Linked DNA regions of Homo sapiens: regions 2 and 3 are each linked to region 1. Evidence: read pairs that join two places in POLR2A ChIA-PET (ENCODE). Cell type or tissue: HepG2. All regions are shown on one strand. Each heading gives the region's core, and the rest is flanking DNA. Links, peaks and the distances in the headings are about the cores only.

Evidence for each region. ChIA-PET counts read pairs that join two places held together with the same protein. Peaks named below come from ENCODE experiments on the same cell type or tissue, not always from the same donor. Only the 100,000 strongest peaks of a DNase experiment are listed, where the experiment ranks them.
Region 2: POLR2A ChIA-PET joins it to region 1 with 5 read pairs; 6 of 35 experiments call an interaction of 5 or more read pairs at or near these places.
Region 3: POLR2A ChIA-PET joins it to region 1 with 6 read pairs; 10 of 35 experiments call an interaction of 5 or more read pairs at or near these places.

The regions. Positions count from the first base shown.
Region 1 is chr4:183,108,267-183,112,653 of GRCh38, reverse strand. The region is part of intron 1 of WWC2 (WW and C2 domain containing 2); the gene reads right to left. Among named protein-coding and RNA genes, the nearest start is that of WWC2, 11 kb to the right of the region's middle. In HepG2, for the core only: no CTCF peak of the experiment used is centred there; DNase peaks (open chromatin) are centred at 1,073 and 1,823; H3K4me3 peaks cover 1,193 bases.
Region 2 is chr4:183,246,637-183,251,023 of GRCh38, reverse strand. It overlaps WWC2 (WW and C2 domain containing 2), which reads right to left. Exons shown (of 23, transcript NM_024949.6): 7 at 2,164-2,310; 8 at 1,031-1,104. Among named protein-coding and RNA genes, the nearest start is that of WWC2-AS1, 8.2 kb to the right of the region's middle. In HepG2, for the core only: a CTCF peak has its summit at 947 (motif pointing right); no DNase peak of the experiment used is centred there.
Region 3 is chr4:183,218,692-183,223,078 of GRCh38, reverse strand. All of the region lies in intron 4 of WWC2 (WW and C2 domain containing 2), which reads right to left. Among named protein-coding and RNA genes, the nearest start is that of WWC2-AS1, 20 kb to the left of the region's middle. In HepG2, for the core only: no CTCF peak of the experiment used is centred there; no DNase peak of the experiment used is centred there.

The DNA.
Region 1 (4,387 bases), core at 168-4,167:
AAACAGAGATCTCACCTATTTCATTCAACACCGTGTCCCCGAAATGTATGTGCTAGGCATATAGTGTTTCCAATAAATGTGTGACGAATAGTTTGATTGAATGAATGAATGAGTGACTGAGTGAATGACTAGGTGGTGAAGTCAGTAAAGTAAGCTGGGGACAAATTATGGAGGTTACTGGAAGAAGGAAAAGGTCCTTCAAATGCATACATTTCATTTCTATGGGTACAGGCCTCCGCCGTGTTAAGTGTCCCTGTGGGGACAGGCAATCTAAGCACAGAGCATGAAGGGGCACACACAAAGCAGGTCTCTATTCTCAAATAACTTAGAATCAATTTTATGAAAACATTAGTGATGCAGACACACACAAGCTCCTTACACATGAGACACTAGGAAATCTCTCAAGAATGCATCTACATACGTTCTACAGGCATACCTTCAGGGGTAAATGAAGGACTGAAAGTAGAGTTAGACAATCAAGTTAGTTTTGTAGTCTTTCAATCTACAATAGCAAACCAGGGCACTGATGTTATGTTAAACATTCTGCCAAGTTAAATACTGGTTTCTAGTCATGCTGTCCTATGAGAAATATCATTAGCTATGTCATTTAGCAGAAAAGGGGAAGGGAGACAAAGAAGGAAAAAAGTAAATGATCTGGCTGGGCGTGGTGGCTCACGCCTGTAATCCCAGCACTTTGGGAGGCCACGATGGGAGAAATGCTTGAGGCCAGGAGTTGGAGACCAGCCTGGGCAACATGGCGAAACCCTGACTCTACAAAAAGTACAAAAAAACTTAGCCAGGTGTTGTGCCGCACCCCTGTAGTCCCAGCTACTCCAGAGGCTGAGGTGGGAGGATCACCTGAGCCCAGGGAGATTGAGGCTGCAACGAGCCATGATCACGCCACTGCACTCCAGCCTGGGCAACAGAGTGAGACCCGGTATCAAAAAAAAAAAAACAAAACAGAAAGTAAATGATCTGTTTTTATCAAACTCAAACACTGATAAGCAGCAGATAAGAAAAGAACATATGGTATGGACAGAATTACCAACCAGCCCAAAATTACACCTAGACCAGTAAGTCAACAAAGCTGATAACCCAGTGATACTATGTACAAAGCAGATTCCACACATTCATTCACTGTCACAGTTTCAAAGAAAAAAAAAGACTGGAATTCTAATGTATCTCTATTAAAAACCATAATGCTAAGGAAAACTGCAGAGTAGATTCAAGTTTCACACTAAATGAAACTACATGCTCCTCAAATCTTGTGCAAAGTTGTCTACCACATTTTAAACTTAACTGAATATCACTGCCACTTCATACCAATTATGCAATTATAAAATGCACAACTGTCAATAAAGTATGCAACGTATTCTACAGTCCATTAGTAAGTCAGAATTTTATTTTATTTTTTGAGATGGAGTCTGGCTCTGTCGCCCAGGCTGGAGTGCAGTAGTGCAATCTCCGCTCACTGCAAGCTCCGCCTCCTGGATTCACGCCATTCTCCTGCCTCAGCCTCCCGAAGAGCTGGGACTACCAGCGCCTGCCACGACGCCCGGCTAATTATTTTATATTTTTAGTAGAGATGGGGTTTCACCATGTTAGCCAGGATGGTCTCAATCTCCTGACCTCGTGATCCGCCCGCCTCAGCCTCCCAAAGTGCTAGGATTACAGGCGTGAGCCACCGAGCCCAGCCCTGTAAATCAGGATTTTAATCAGGGGTTTGTAGCACCAATCTCTATAATTCAACGTTTACCTCTGTTGTTCACATTCAGAACTGGTGACCAACACAACCCAGGCCACACCAGAAAACAACACTGCACATGCAGCAGGAGCAAAGTTCACACCAAAGGAAAGCCTCTTTGCCTTCCAAATGTTGACATACTCATTTTCACAAAAATACCAGGGACACTTACTTAGTTAAAAGTGATTATTGTCATAACACAATGTCTATGCTTCTTTAAAATTAAATTTCCTACCTCCACTCCTAGTGAAACCAAAGTACATTAAATGTACACCTTTATTCAAATGCTCTATTGGAACTATTGTAATTCCTCATGAGCTACAGGAGTGAAAAAACAGCTCCCAATACATAACTCTGTTAGTGCATGACTACCTCACTTCTGAGCTGGCTCCATTTTGGAACCATGATTTGTTTACTGACATCAGGGCAAAAAGTATAGGAAAAATTACTGACAAAGCAAAAAAAAAAAAAAAAAAATAGCTCTACAGAGCAGTCTTTGGGACATGCTTCAAAGTGACAGGCATCACAAGGATAATATATGGAATAATTTTTTGCTTGATCATCACCTAGTAATTTTATAAATATTATCAATATGCCACAAGAAAGTCAGTATTTCTAACTACCAAAGCATAATACTATATACTTCCAACAGTCAAGTATAAACAAACAACTATGGTACTTCCAAAAATTCATTTTGCCTGTTTTTCTCATGTCCTATGTACAACTCTTCTTAAGAATTATATAGCAGCGCCTGGTATCTGGTAACTTTATTGAGTGACTGGGGTTGAGCTGTCTCTACACCACAAAAGCAATCTCTACTTTAGGCCCTGCCATGGCAAAGCCAGGTGCCCAGAGATGTCTCTTGATTTTCCATCAAAATAATCATGAGGTATACAGAATCCACAGGCTGCTACATTTGAACAGGGACCCATGAAATCATTCTTACCTTAAGAGTAACAGACCTATTTCCACTACCATTAGGTCCAGCTAATTCAAAGAACCAGTTTGGGAAACTAAGTAACATGCTGCATTTCCTTGTTTTAAAAACAAAAAAAAAAGTAACATGAGATACAAGACAGCTCCTCAAATTCAGCACCCATGTCTGACTCACCTTTGTCCCACACAGTACCTAGAGTCCAAATCCCTTGTGGAATAAATCAGGGGTTCCCAACCCCTAGCCACAGACTGGTACCGGTCAATGGCCTGTTAGGAACTGGGCCGCACAGAAGGAGGTGTGTGGTGCGAGCAAGCATGACCGCCTGAGCTCCGCCTCCTGTCAGATCAGTGGTGGCATTAGATTCTCATAGGAGAGCGAACCCTATAATGAACTGCACATGTGAGGGATCCAGGCTGTGCGCTCCTATGAGAATCTAACTAATCCCTGATGATCTGAGATCCAACAGTTTCAGCCTGAAACCATCCCTCGCAACTCCTCCAATCCCATTCTGTGGAAAAATTGTCTTCCACAAAACCAGTCCCTGGTACCTGAAAGGTTGGGGACTGCTGGCATAAAAGAATGTGCAATGATCACTAATAAATGTGCCATTTTATCATAAAAGGTTAATATTTATAGAAACATTTAAAAATATTGCTATAAAATTTTTAAAGACAATGGCAAACTCTTTCTGTAAAGGGCCAAAGTAAACATTCCAGGCTTTGTGAACCACATTTAGTCTCTGTCACATATTCTTCTTTATTTTTGTTTGTTTGTTTACAGCTTTTCATGATTTAAAACCCATTCTTAGCTGGAGGGCTAAAATGAGGCCTACAAAGCAGAATTTTCATATAAACAACAAACATGGTTATGCTTCCACCAAAGAAAATCACTTCGTTTTGTGTGACTTTTAAGAGGTCTTTTAAAATTTTATTTTTTAGAACAGTCTTAGATTTATAGAAAAAAAACCACAAAATTAGTGTGGAAAGTTGCCATATATAGTCCACACTTACTTTTCCCTGTTGGTATGGTACATCTATTAACATTAATAAAATTAACTACAATCGGGCCGGGTGTGGTGTCTCACACCTGTAATCCCAGCACTTTGGGAGGCCGAGGCAGGCAGATCACTAGGTCAGGAGTTCAAGACTAGCCTGGCCAACATGGTGAAACCCTATCTCTACTAAAAATACAAAAATTAGCTGGGTGTGGTGGCACATGCCTGTAATCCCAGCTACTGGGGAGGCTGAGGCAGGAGAATTGCTTGAACCCGGGAGGCTGAGGCTGCAGTGAGCCGAGATCACAACACTGCACTCCAGCCTGGGTGAAAGAGTGAGGCTGTGTCTCAAAAAAAAAAAAAATTTTAACTACAATCCATACCTTATTCAGATTTCCTTAGTTTTCACCTAATGTCCTTTTTCCAGCCCAGGACTCCTCCACCCCTGGGACACATTACATTTAGTCTTGGTGTCTCCTTACGCTCCTCATGGCTGTGAGGGTTTCTCAGACTTTCCTTATTGGTGAGGATCTTGACGGTTTTGAGGGGTACTGGTCAGGTATTTTATAGGATACCCCTCTACTGGGATCCAGTAGGTGTTTTTCTCAAGATTAGACTGGAGTTACTACGGTTTTGGGGGAGAAAGACCACAAAGATAAAATGCCATTGTCACCACATCACATCAAGGGTGTATCAGCAGGACTTAGTGCCC
Region 2 (4,387 bases), core at 71-4,070, 140 kb before region 1:
GGTTTCTTTCAGGAAGTGAGGAACCAAGTAATATTAAGAATACAGGTTACATAGAGGTGAATATTGTATTTATTTTACTTTGTTAAAGCCTGATAACCTCTAAGGACTACGGCCAATTGCTTTTAAGTTATCATCATCACCAATAATAAGGAATATACTTCAATATCTGGTTCTCAGCTGAGCTTTTCATGGTCATGGGGAGAAACATGATAAATTCCTGTTTCTTGCAGGACGATAATGCAGTTTCTCCCAATGTCCTCCTAAATAATAACCCAATGGCATTTTAAAGCTCTTATGAGGAAAATAATGAAATCAAATGTATCAGTATAATCCTTTCCCTCATAATAAGGAGTTCTATATTATGAAAAGTATTTGAGTCTATCTACTAGATACGGATAGTGAAATCTCTTTTTTGTTGTTGTTGTTGAGACGGAAGTTTCTTATGTCTCACTCCAGCAGAATCACAAAGTAAGTAAAAGATAGCACAGGGATTAAGAAGAGTTTATGAGGTAAAAGAGAGAAATGAGAATCTCTCTTCCTTTTCCCTAACCTAAGTCGACTGGAACTGCCACCTCAGCACCTTCAAGGACATTAGCAGTAAGACTTCCCTTCAAATCAAAGGCAAATAAATCAATACTTATTTGCCTTAGAACTCCTCAACAGCTATTTAGTCCTATACCTGAACCACTGTATCATATTTCCATCAAAGCAACCAATCTTCTCACTTTTAATTGAGAGTTAAGTATTGTACCAACTCAAAGCTTCTTTTTTCTCAGAGGAGAAGGGGGCAAGTTCATTTGTATACTTCTCACTAATTCTCCCTGTTCTTTAGCTTTTGGTGGTTGGGGGGTGGAGGGCGGGGGGAAGAAAAGGTAGACCAGAGAGGAAGCAGCCCTGACATGCTAAAACCGAAGGGTGGCCTTGGTAAGAATGTATGGGGAGTGCCCAGCAGATGTCACCACAGGAGTAAAGATTAATTCTGGAAAAGAAAATGTTTGAGCCATGCACAAAACAGCTTCTCTGTCATTACCTTCTTTTGGCTTCTTCATACTGTAGGCTTAGCCTGACCTTTTCAGCTAAATTTGATCTACTTCTTACTCCAATCTAGTGGAAAAAGAAAAAGGAAAAAAGTCAATTAACTCTGCTAATGAATGAAGTAAATTGCTTTTGTTTCTGGGAAGTATGTGTAATTGAAAAGTTAAAGAAGATGGTACTGAAATCGGGAAACACCAATTTTAAAAGACACTTATTTTATTGTCTCAGTAGGGGCAAAACATTTCTTTCAATTCAAGCTCATCTGTTTTTCAAAGACTCTAACATTATTTTCTCTACACGTTAAATTCAAGATAAAAAATATCCTGATACTGTAAATACCAAGGTAAATGTGTCTGGTATCTCAGAGTTTATGAAGGGTGTACAGGTCAATAAAATTTATGAACTGGAACTAATTTTTTTGCCTTTATGAGCCTAATTTCTAGCATTTAGCTTTCAACTGTACAAAATATAAACTAAATAAGTTCAAAAATTAATTTTCAAACAGGTAAGCCCTACTGTTGATCTCTACCTGTTTTACTTTCACAGCACATATTTCAAAGCAGCATAAAAGAATATGAAAAGAAATGGGAATGTATTGAGAAGTAAATACCTGCTAATGGCATCCCAAAATGGAGAAGGTAAAATAGTTAACAATAGCCAAGCCACATTAAATATTTAAATGGCAGATATAAATCACAAATTAAACATTTTAATATAATCAATTAAGATTTACAAAAACAAGTTTTCTTATTAGTCTTAAAAGGCATGTTTTTCTGTTTCTCATTGGCCTAATGTTTATTTGAAAGGACCTACATTTCCAAGACTCTAAACGTAATAGGAAAAAGTTAAATTCTCATATGCCTCTAGCCTTTCAGCGTGTCTCTAAAGGAATATAGCATGAGAAAGTTTGAACAAAGCTACTCATATGGACAAATCCTGACATACTTGGCACCTAGATAGAAAAGATAAGGCTATGATTTTTAAAACTAATCTTACGAAAATGGAACACTGAATGCACACAGCCAGAATCCAAGTCACATATACTTCTGGTTCCAGTTCACCATCCATATTGCAATTAAGGCCCATCAAGGACAACACTGGGCCAACTCTTCAGCACAGATAACTTACATCTCCGGAAATGCTTGTTTGTGACCCAGCATCAAGGGTCTGTCTGGAGAGACATAAATGAGAGTTCACAGGACTACATCTCAAATCTGGCTCAGATCTGCCAATGTTCTGATCCAAATGAAACCGCTCCTGCAGCTTAGCAAGACTCTGTTCAGAAAACACAAAGTGTTTCATAAAGCTTAACAAGTAAGACAGCAAACCTTCCCTACCAGGTGAAATTAAAAGGAAAGAGCTAATCTCAATGGAAAAAAACAACTTTATTTTAGTAGGTACTTACCATTTTATATAATTGAAAAAATAACAGCAGGATATAATTTTGCACCTCCATACATGTGACTTTGGAAGCGAGATCATATTAAACCAGTTGTCTTATCTATCTCAAAACAGCATTTTCCTATGAACGGTATCTTTAAAATACATGCATGTCTTATTTCTAAAAATTTCATTAAGAAGTTATCTCTATTTCAATAGGAACCCACTCACTTCATGCAGCTGAAATTGTGGAAACAGAATATCTATAACATAATCTCTCATTTTAGATACAGTAAAAGAACTTCCTACTTTGAAGACTTCTTCAATTAAGCCATTGTACATCTGGACAGGACCCAAGAGATTATTTAGCTCACATCAATGTTAGGGATTAGGAAACTGAGGCTCAGAAGTTGCTAATGAGTGGCACAGGCATGGAACAAGCCCATCTGTGTGTCTACTGCATGGCACTGCCTGTGGTGACATGTTTGGCTTGGTAAAGAGAATAATCAAAAGCAAATGTGCCTGCTGTGGGCACTCAGGTTTAATAAACTGTGTTTACTTTAGAGGGAGGATATGAACAAGTGAAAGTATTGAAAAGGAAAGACTAATCTGAATTACTTAAAACAATAAAAAGGAAACCCTAGGGTAATCCTAATAAAATGATAAGAAACCATTATTATCAACAAAAGAGCCTGTATTTAATCCTGATATTTAAAATTTTCATGATTAGGAGGAATTAGAAATATCAGAGATCTGAAATTTTTTACCTAACTTTCTCTATTTTCTCTCAAAGGGATATATATACTATATACTATATATATAATATATATATAGTATATATATTATATATATATTATGTAGTATATATAGTATATATGTAGTATATAGTATATATAGTACATATAGTATATATAGTATATAGAATATAGTACATATAATATATAGTATATATAGTATATAGTATATATAGTATATATAGTATATAGTATATATAGTATATATAGCATATATAGCATATATATAGTATATAGTATATAGAGCATATATAGTATATACAGTATATATATAGTATATATAGTATATATATAGTATAGTGTATATATAGTATAAATAGTATATATAGTATATATATATGAGGATAAAACTTAAATGGTCACATCAAATAATATAGAAAAGAACAAAAAAACCTTTTAGTGACCTTGTGCAAGTCTTTTCTATTTTTCCATCTATACAGTGAAAAAAAGTCAGTGTTCTTCAAACTCATCTGTGATGGCAATGCATTCTATCAATTTAGTAGGTTGTTACTAGTATTTTTTTAAATGAAATAGAAGATACTAGAAAATAAAATCAGAGTACATCACCAGTTTAAGAGTAGGCATATTTCTGTGAAATTCATTTGGAGTGTGTATGTGTGTGTGTGCGCGTGCATGCACACCTGTGTATCTATAGGTACACACAATTGTGTGTTACTGGGTTTTGATGTAAAATCTATTTCTTACTGTGGTCAAAGAGGTTTGAAAGTCACAGAAGATATCTAAAGTTTCTTCTAACTCTATTGTCAATCTCTGCATCTACTAATTAATGTAATTTAGTAACTGAAAAGGGATCTAATCTTTTAATTTAATCAGGCCTGCAGATGAATCCAAAGTTTATAGGAAGAATGAAAGATGACCTAAAATTGTTGAATTAGAAGGTTCCAATGTAGATTTGCTCCAGTTCTATTAACTTTTTTTTTTAAAGGACCTACTACATGCATTTCTGGAATGACTGACTTAATCAGCAAGACAATTGTGGAACAAAACCAAAATACACACAAGTAAAGTCTTGCATGTGTTATATGTATGTTAAAACCACGTTAACCCAGACTGCCTGGGTTTGAACCATAGTCTTGCTACTTACCAGCTGTATGACTTTAAGAAACTTTAATTTTTCTGTGCTGAAATTTCCTCGTCTGTAAGCTGAGAATAATAAC
Region 3 (4,387 bases), core at 136-4,135, 110 kb before region 1:
GCAAAAACATGGCATCATAATCTCATGGGACTACCATCATATATATGTGGTTTGTCATTGACTGCAGTGTCATTTATTTGGCACGTAACTATATTTTTATTATTTTATTTTTTGAGACAGCATCTCACTCTGTCTCCCAGGCTGGAGTACAGTGGCACAATCTCAGCTCATTGCAACCTCTGCCTCCCAGGTTCAAGTGATTCTCGTGCCTCAGCTTCCTGAGTAGCTGGGACTACAGGTATGTGCACCACCACATGCGACTAATTTTTGTATTTTTATTAACAGTAGAGATGGGTTTTCACCACGTTGGCCAGTCTGGTCTCAAACCCCTGGCCTCAAGTGATCTGCCCGCCTCAGCCTCCCAAAGTGCTAGGAGTGAGCCACCACGCCTGGCCACATATTTTTATATGTAAGGTAAATTTGTTCTAGTAACATGTCCAGATGATATTCTGAAAATTTCTCTCTTGTTCCCCCTCCTACATCCCCAAATTAGGATTTTGATATTGCATCCTTATATTGTTTCTATTTTTTAAAATATCTTTCATTTATTAAAATTTGTTTATATCCTTCAAAAATGTTTTATAATTTTCTCTAGATAGGACCACTATATTTCTTGATAAAAGTTAATTCTAGATATTTTATGATTTGGGTTTGCTATTGTGAATATGATTTTTTAATTTTATATATTATGAATGGCTATCATAGATATGTTAAAAGATTTTACATATATATAAAATACATATAGATTCTATTTATTAGTTCTAATAATTATTCATCTGAATCTTTTCCTCCCACATAGAAAATGGTATTTTAACCATATTTATTTATAATAAATGGCACAAATTTTAAATGTACAATATGATGAGTTTAGACAAGTATATATAATCATGTACCACCAGGACGACAACAAAATATTTCCTCACGCCTCTTTATAGTCTATCTCTACCTGGCCCCTAGCAACCACTAAACTTTCACTGTTTTTGAAATTCATCCATGTTGTATCAGTAACCTGTTCCTTTTAAATTACATTTTATGGATATATCACAATTTGTTTATCCATTTATCTATTGATAGACATTTAGGCTGGTTCCCAGTTTAGGCTAATAAGCATAAAGCTCTCATAAATATTTACACTGAATTCGTTGTATGGGTATATGCTTTCATTTATATTGGGTAAATACCTGTAAGTGTGATTGCTAGATAGTATGTTAAATATGTTTAACTTTGTAAGAAATCGCTAACCCGCTTTCCAAAAGGGTTGTACCATTTTGCATTCCCATAGCAATGTATGAGACTTCCATTTGCTAATGGCTTCCCATTAAGCACTGCTGTAGCTATACCCAATAAATGTTTATACAGTGTATTTTCCCTTTTATTTAGTTCAAAATATTTTTAAATGTTCCTCATGAGCTCTCTTCTTTGGCCAATGAATTATTGAGAAGTATGCTAATAATTTCCAAGTATTTGACAATTTTTCCAGATATATTTCTGTTTATGATGTCTAATTTAATTCCACTGTAGTTATACTCTATGCATTTGAGTCCCCTTAAATGTACTGAGACTTCTTTTCATATTCTAGAGTAAGGATTACTTTTGTGATGTTCCGTGTGCACTTCTGCTGTTTTTAAATGGTGTGTTCTATTTTATAAATGTTAATTGGATCAAGTTGGTCTGTTATTGTTTACATCTTCGACAGCATTGCTGATTATCTGACTACACATTCTATCATGTCCAACTATAATTAGAGATTTGTCCTTCACCTTGCAGTTGTATTGGTCTTTATTCCAGGTATTTGAAGCTCTGTTAGCATGTGCATACATCTTTAAGATTCTTATGTCCTTTGATGAACTGATCTATTTATGATTATAAAATCTCTAGTAATAGTCCTTGTTCTGAAGTTTAGTTTGTCTGATATTAATATGACAACTGCAACATTCTTCGGATTTGTATTTTCATGATATATCTTCTTGAATATTTTAATTAACCTATCTAGGCCTTTATATTTAAAGTAGGTCTGTTGCAGCTATCATGAAATTGGGTCTTGTTTTAACCATTCTGATAATCTTTGCCTTTTAATTGGAGCATTTAGGCCATTTATTAATACATTTAGTATATTAGCTTTCTTATTGTCATATTTTCTTCCTCTATTCTTGCCTTCTTTTGGGTTAACTAAATTTTTTCTAATGGTTCCATTTTATCTCCTTTATTGGCTTAAAAGTGTTACCTTTTTTTTTTTTTTCTTTTTGAGACGGAGTCTCGCTCTGTCGCCCAGGCTGGGGTGCAGTGGCACGATGTTGGCTCACTGCAAGCTCCGCCTCCCGGGTTCACGCCATTCTCCTGGCTCAGCCTCCCGAGTAGCTGGGACTACAGGCGCCCGCCACCACGCCCGGCTACTTTTTTGTATTTTTAGTAGAGATGGCGTTTCACTGTGTTAGCCAGGATGGTCTCAATCTCCTGACCTTGTGATCTGCCCACCTTGACCTCCCAAAGTGCTGGAATTACAGGCGTGAGCCACCGCGCCCGGCCATTTTTTTTTTTTTTTTTAAAGTGGATACTCTAGGGCAGGAATCAGCAAATGACAGCTCATCTTGTGGCCTGATTTTTGTTTTTGTTTTATGGCCCACAAGTTAATAAAGGTTTGTAAATGTTTAACTATTATCCAAGAAAAGTAGAAAAAAAGAGCAAAAATCTGCACCAGAGACTGCACATGGCCTGCTATATGAGTTTTCTGATGCTGCAGGACAAATTACCACAGACTTAGCAGCTTAAAATTAATTACAATTATTTAATAGCTCACTAGGTTCTCTGGGCTCTCTGGTCAAATTATCACAAAGCTGAAATCAGGGTGTTAGCCAGGCTGAGTTGTCATCTGGGGCTTTGCAGAAAAATCCACTCCAAACTTCATTCTCACTTTTGGCAGCATTCAGTTCCTTGTGGCTCTAGGACTGAGACTTGTATTCCTTGCTGGCTATCAGTCAAGGTTGCTCTCAGTTTCTTCCCATGTTGGCCTCTCCCTCTGTAATCCAGCAATGGTACATTTAAACCCTCTTATGCTTTGACATCTAATGTCCTCCCCTACAACCAGCCAGAGAAATTCTGTCTTTAAAGGGCTTGTGTGTTACCTCCAGTTCCCCAGGATAATTTCTCTACCACCCAGAATAATTTCTCTATCTTAAAGTTAACTCTGCCATATTAAATAATGAATCATATTCAGCCTGGAAATTATGAAAGGCATGCATACTAGGAAAGGTGGGGGAGGGGAAAACCTTGGAGGATTGGAAAATATTTTAGAATTCTGCTTACTATACCTGCAACATCTAAAATATTTACTATTTGGATCTTTATAGAAAAAGTTTGCTCTAATGTATAAAATGTGCAGTCTACTTCCAATAAAAGTCACTACTTTATGAATAGTCAAAGTGCCTTATGACAGCATCCTTCCGTTCTCCCCCATTCTGTGATGTCTTATATTTTGCTTTTAAATATTTTATAAACCTCACAACCTATTTTATTATCTTTGTTTAAATAGGCATTTTTATTTAAAGAGACTTCAAATTATTTAAAAAGTCTTGTATTTGAATATGTATCATCTCTAACATTTTTCATTATTTTATTTAGATCCAAATTTCCAGGTGGTATCATTTTCCCTCTGCTTGAAGACATTACCTTTAACATCTAATATGTTACAGCTCTGCAGGCACTCAGTTCTCTTGTTTGTCTGAAAAATTATTTTATTCTTTATTTTTGTGGTAAAATATAAATGTTAAGACTTACCATTTAAGTATACAATCATGTGGTATTAAGTGCAACCATTATCACTGGTCATTTCCTGAAATTTTTCATTGTTCTAAACTGAAACTCTGTCCCTATTAAACAGTAACTCCTTTCTCTTCTTCCTCAGCCCCTGGTAACCACTGTTCTATTTTCTGTGTCTATGAAATTGCTTATTCTAGGTACCTTACATAAGATGAATCATATTTGTTCTTTTGTGTCTGGCTTATTTCACTTAACATAATGTTTTCAAGGTTCATCCATGTTGTAGTATGTACCAGAATTTCATTATGTTTTAAAGCTTAATAATATTGCATTATATGTATATGCCATATTTTGTTGACATTTACCTGTGATGGACACATAGGTTGTAGGTATGTAATAGTTAATTTTATGTGTCAATTTGGAGGATATTTTTGGATAAGATTAATTTTTAAACTGGTGAACTCTGAGTATACAGATTGCCCTCCATAATGTGAATATACCTCATCCAATCAGTTGAAGCCCTGATCAGAATAAAAAAACTGACCTCTCTAACCTAGTAGGAATTCAACAGACTGCCTTTGGACTTCATCTGCACTGCCAGCTTTCCTGGGTCTCCGCCTGCCAGCCTTCA